Regions from separate parts of the Homo sapiens genome. Here region 2 is linked to region 1. A link is a loop called in an ENCODE intact Hi-C map of the cell type or tissue named here. Cell type or tissue: heart right ventricle. All regions are shown on one strand. Each heading gives the region's core, and the rest is flanking DNA. Links, peaks and the distances in the headings are about the cores only. Region 1 holds the start of LINC02360 (long intergenic non-protein coding RNA 2360). Region 2 has its middle 410 kb from the start of LINC02270.

The links. Hi-C counts contacts between places; a loop is a spot of excess contacts. Peaks named below come from ENCODE experiments on the same cell type or tissue, not always from the same donor. Only the 100,000 strongest peaks of a DNase experiment are listed, where the experiment ranks them.
Region 2: a loop joins it to region 1, with 3 times the contacts of the local background. A loop is called at or near these places in 38 of 110 quality-filtered maps.

The regions. Positions count from the first base shown.
Region 1 is chr4:11,768,242-11,771,171 of GRCh38, reverse strand. It overlaps LINC02360 (long intergenic non-protein coding RNA 2360), which reads left to right and starts at 1,704. Exons shown (of 4, transcript NR_146995.1): 1 at 1,704-1,869. It overlaps LOC107986178 (a long non-coding RNA gene), which reads right to left. Exons shown (of 5, transcript NR_188483.1): 3 at 697-863; 4 at 484-560. In heart right ventricle, for the core only: no CTCF peak of the experiment used is centred there; a DNase peak (open chromatin) is centred at 1,537.
Region 2 is chr4:12,631,607-12,634,536 of GRCh38, reverse strand. No RefSeq gene overlaps it. Among named protein-coding and RNA genes, the nearest start is that of LINC02270, 410 kb to the right of the region's middle. RefSeq lists an enhancer at 1,174-1,233. In heart right ventricle, for the core only: a CTCF peak has its summit at 1,270 (motif pointing right); a DNase peak (open chromatin) is centred at 1,296.

The DNA.
Region 1 (2,930 bases), core at 143-2,642:
AGAAAGCTTTGTGCTATTAATCTGGAATCTGGGCCTTTAGCGCACATATCCTTATCATAAATACCCTTTTACACAGATGAAAAGTGCAGAAAACTGAAATCTGAAAAAGTCAATTATTCCTAAGCATTCTCCAAAAGGGAGAAAAGCCAGTGCTTTACACCAACTGGCAACTTATATGAGTCTACAATTGAAACTTTTTCACCGTTTAAGTTCTAGAACAGTGGACCCCAATCTTTTTGGCACCAGGGACCAGTTTCATGGAAGACAATCTTTCCACAGACTTGTGGGTGCAGGAGGATGGTTTTGGGATTAAACTGTTCCACCTCAGCTCGTCAGACATTAGATTCTCATAAGGAGTGTGCAGCTTCTATCCCTCACATGCACAGTGGGGTTCACACTCCTATGAGAATCTAGTGCCCTGCTGCCATTGATGTGATGGGAGGCGGAGCTCAGGTGGTAATGCTCTGCCTGCCTGCCACTTACCTCCTCCTGGGCAGCCCAGTTCCTAACAGACCATAGCTCCATATCAGTCCATGGCTCAGGGGTTGGGGACTCCTGATCTAGAAGGTATGAGCATGATAATATCCTTTTGAATTCATTCATATACCGAAAGCATATTATATGGCAGCTACTGTTTCAAATACATGGCACAGGATCCCCCACATCCATGTCTTTTCTATATGATTCTAAACTCACTGAACAGACTTTTTGGCAGAGTGGCGGAGGCCTGCTCATCTGACTCCAAGGACTTCCCAGGGATTTTCAAAGTGGGCACAAGGACACAGAAGCAAGCCCTTTTCCAACAGTGGCAGCTACAGGGCAAGTGACTCAAGGGATGGCAGTCTTCATGTATCCCAGCTTTTCTGGAAAAGGAGAGCATAAAATGGACATTCAAAGTCAGCAAATACAAGAAATATGAAGACAACTCTCTGGTAGTTATGGAAGTACTGGGATCCTTCCAGTTTTTTTTCTTTTTAAATATTTCAATTTGTGTTTATGTCTCTTTAAATCAAAACATGCCTTATTTATGCAAGAGTCTGGTAGTAGGAAAGAAAAAGCACTGTATCTTGTAGTAAGTGCAATAACAGAGAAAAATCTAGGGCACTGTGGGAGTTTAGAAAATATTTCTCGACACCAGCATTGAGGAAAACAATATTTACTAGAGAGGTGTGCTAAGTTATTATTTTTGTTTTGTTTCTATGTGTATTTATTTGTTTCAACGTTTTGTAGAGAAAATCTGGAGTTGTGGGTGGCAAAGTATACAAGATAGGCATGCTAAGGGCTTTAGGAAGAGGAGGAAATTATCAAGATAAGCCAGAGTCAAGAAAATATGAAACACAAGAAAATTCATAGTGATTGACAATGGTAAGCAGAGGCTCATGTTGAAGAGTAAGAGGAAATAAGCCTTTAAGACACTGTATCTGAGTTCTTAGTTTTAAGCACTGTAGATAAGTATGTGCTGGATCAAGCAAAATGGCTCACTTCCTTGAAATATGGGGAAATAAATCTGTGTAAGGATGGCTGGTCCAGCTGGTTTCCTGCCAATTCTTGGATGGGTCATCCTAGTCCAGAGTATCATGGAAAATTGTTCACACAGCTTGACTGATTGCTTTAAGGGTTTACACTTGTCTCAACTCAGAAATCCAAGCTCTCCCAGGACTGTTCTAACGGCAGTTCTAAAAGCCTCTTTGGTGTGTTGGAGGCCAGGTAGAGGTGAAGCTTCGCAGTGCTTGGACGTATACTCAACCATACGGAGAATATCAGCCTGTAGCAGGTAAATAAGAGCCCAGCACAGAAGAAAAGGCAGAGCTACAAGAAGACAGTGCCACATTATTTTCATTGGAATCTATGTACGCATCTATGCCTGAGGTAAGATCCACCTCATCCTTCTGAAATACCGTATTTTGATCAATTTGGCTCCATGGGGCTTCTGTTACTTGCAATGTAAAACTATACCAATTATACTCTGAAGCTAGAAAGTGTTTCTCCTATTGGATAAGTGCAATTCATGTTATAAAATTGATTTCTGATTTAAGAGCTAGGAGACAACACACATAACGTGCACCTGCTTACGTTGTGTCATAGATGAGAAAATTGAGAAATAAAGCAGGTAAGTAGCTTTCCCCATACAAGTTGAATTGGTATCAGAGAAATCCCTTCATTAGCAATTGGTAGGTATTCTATTTCACAAGTGTATACATGTGCCATTAACTATGCATGATTGCATATGTACATATATATGCACACATGCAAGTATATAAAAGGCAAAATTGTGTACTGTATATGTTTGTTATATAGTATGTTCAGACACACATATATAAAACCTAATGTAATTAGTACTATCTATCGACAATGACTTACTTGACTTCAGAGTGGTTACTTTGTACAGTGAGAACAGAGTAAATATATGTGGACTTTGGAATCACTAGGTATAGCTCGTTGGCCTGAAATGACACCAGGGCAGAGAGGGGCTTATTTCAGGGTAGAAGATCCAAATATATCACTTTATCTATTGCTCGTTTCAATAATTTAAATGTTGTTATTTCTTTGTTTCTTTAGGTATATGTTTCCATTTTACTTTTAGGATGACACACCAAGGTCTAGGCAATTGCTTAAGCTCGTTACTCAGGATGCCGTATCACTGCTGGCTAGAATATTTCTTTGGCAAGTCTTGTTACCATGTCCACCAACTTTATATAGCATACTTCGTTCAGATTTGGAAGCACTGTTACTGTTTTTTTTCCTCATTTAAGCAGCTTATGATTAGGGAGGCTGACAAGAATTTAACATGAGTAAGCCTCTGGCAGTGAGAACAGAACTTCTTAACGCTCAGCAGTTAGCACCAAAGACATCAGCACTTGACAATGGAATTAAACTGTCCTTTGACAACAAGAGTTTATGATGACAATCTATCTAATTGTTCTTTCTCC
Region 2 (2,930 bases), core at 233-2,732, 860 kb before region 1:
TACCTTCCACAGCGTGACCTTGCAGAAATAATCTCTCTGAGACTCGGTTTCATGGTCCATAAAAGGGATCTGCCAATAAGTGTCTTCTAGGGCTGGACCTGTTGGGCAGATTAAATGTGAAAATTCACAGAAATGCCAAGCACAGTGCCTGCCACACAGCTGTGCCCCATAAGCATTGCTTCCTTATTTTTAAAGATAATTAAGTTTAAACATCCAAAAAATTTCTTCAAGTTTGTGTTGGTGGGGGAGAGGTTGGGAGAGAAACTAGGTCTCTTAGGCAAAACAATATTAATCTTACTTTTCCACTTTCTTTTATATTCTCTCTCTTACAATGATTTTATCTAAACATTTTTTTTCTTGGTTCTCATTTTGTCTGACTTAAGCTAGATGGTCAATCTCCAAAAGAACAAAATAAATGAGAAGTAATAACTGTGGCCTTGCTGTCATGTTTACTTTCTAAATGGAATGAATCTTTCAGAACATTTTGCCTAATAAAATGACATAGATGGGGACCTGAAGCTGAACTCACAAGATCCTTAACATACAGATTTAAGGATTTTAATAAAAAATATTAATCTCTTGATTTATTGCAGAAGTTTTAAAACAACCAACTGAACACATATGCTTAGATATATGTACACACACATACATTATAGTCTAATGTAGATAATGTTTACTGTGAACCTGCTGTGGGGCAGACACTGTGCTCAACATGTATACATACATATATATCTATGTTAGACTACAGTTTTTCTCCATAAATTTATATGTAATTTAGAACAAGGTGACTCGAAAATAATTAGTTTTTGATTGATTTACTTATTCATTTATTTATTCATTCCCTTAAGCACTCATGCATCAAATCTTTGTAGAATACCTGCCATGTGTCAAACCCTGCTCTAGGCAAGAGCGTATACATAGATGAATTATATGGGTCCCCTGCACCGCGTGAGTTAGTTGGCTCCTGGGGAAGGCAGACGTATACAGAGATAATCACAAAGTGAAGGAGGACAAAGCACCATGATGATAATAAAAGTGGAAGACACACAAAGCTCTTCATTTTCAATTTTGTAAAGTAAGAATTACACAGAGGAAAGTGTGAAGGGAAGTGTCACCTGTTATCTATTAATGGTTATAATTATTTGATTATATTTTTACATTGAATGATAATTCAACATAGGACAGTCTCTTCGAGATCACATCGCTGAGTATCATCCCCCAAGGCTTCTTAAATTCAAGGTCTACTGGCACCTATGCGGCAATACACATTGTGGCCTGTAGATGGCAGGCGTCGCTCACTGTTTCGATGGATCTCATCCACACCTGACGGATGATGCAGCCTTAAGCTTTGGGCCAGAGTCGTCTCGCAGGTCTGCCTACCGCTGCTCCACAAGTGCAGAGCTACATATTTATTTACTTCGTTCATCTTAAAATCTTGTGATGTAACACATTTTTCATGTCAGAGATTTTTAATGTTCCTGAACATTTTGTGAGCAGAACTTAATGCTTGTGGGAAGGGCTTCAACTTGAATGACTTTTGATGTTTGGATGTAAATAAAGAATTATTTAAGAAAAAAAAAAAGTCGATATTGTAGAATAATCAAGTAAATTAAAAATAGAGGGCACTAACCCTACGTATAAATGTGCCTGCTAAGCATAGACGCTATTTGCAATACCCCACCACTTCCTTCTCCGAGATCATGGCAATGTTAGCACCTTGGCCCCAGGGCTAGAATTATTTCATCTAAGCAAGAATCTATTGGCTTCCGACTATGTGCAAGACGCTGCATTGGGTGATAAGGGGATATATAGTTGAATAAGCATAAAACCTGGCCTTATAGGACTTATAATTCGGGGGAGACAGCTAACAACAATGCAGAAATTCTAGCAAGTCGCTGTGAGAGTGGAGTTGTGGAGGATATTACACCCAATAATGGGTAGAATAATTGTGGAGAAAATGAAATTAGAGTCAGCTGTGGGGTTACCCAGAGAAACTTCACAGGCAGTTTTGAGGAGAAGGCACCTCAAATATTTTGATCAGTTTAGGCAAAACTATATTTTAAAAGCCCCCTGGAAATATAAATTGCATACCTGTTTTTCTTTTTAAATTTGTGTCCACTTCTTGTAACACATAATTACATGTGATAATAAATGGACTCTGATTTTAGATTTCACAGCCAACAAATCTATATAATCCCCAAATAAATGAGTCTATGTCCTCTGTGCAATTTACTGTGTATCTTGAAATAATTGTGTATTTATATCACATTAAAATAAACCTAATTGGCAACTTTATAATTTTAACATATGCTAATCATTTTTAAAATTGCAAAGTTCAGAAAAATTTAGACACTAATGAAAATAACCTGTAATCTCAACTTCCCAATAAAGCTATGCCTAATATTTCTGTGTTAAACAAAATCTTAATGATTACATAAGAATTCTAATAGCAAAATGTTTATATTTATAAAAATCTAGTAAAATCAGACTAAACTTATTGATGCTTAAAGCTAGTCATGAGCATAATGACATTTTCCTGCCTTGTTAAGAATTGTAAAATCAATGAAAACGATTTACATTTTAAAACTGGAAAAAAAAAACTAGTCTCCGCTTTCGCCTTTAACAGATTTGAGTTTAAACCCCAGCTAAATTGAGCTTTTTATTGCGTAGTAATTTCTCTTTCTGAGGTCCTATTTCCTGTTTTGTAAAATGGAGTTACAATGTCTATCCTTGGTTGTGAGGTTTAAGAAAAGTCATGTGCTAGACCTGGCACATGGCAGGTGCTTAGCTGATATAACTTTTCCCCAACTCTTTATGTCAAGGAAGTTCCTTTTCTCTCTCCTGTTGAGAATCCCTGAGAAGCTTTTAAACAACACCCTAGTCCAGGATTCCTTAGCTGAAGGGCTACGGACCTTTGGGTTCTGATAAAT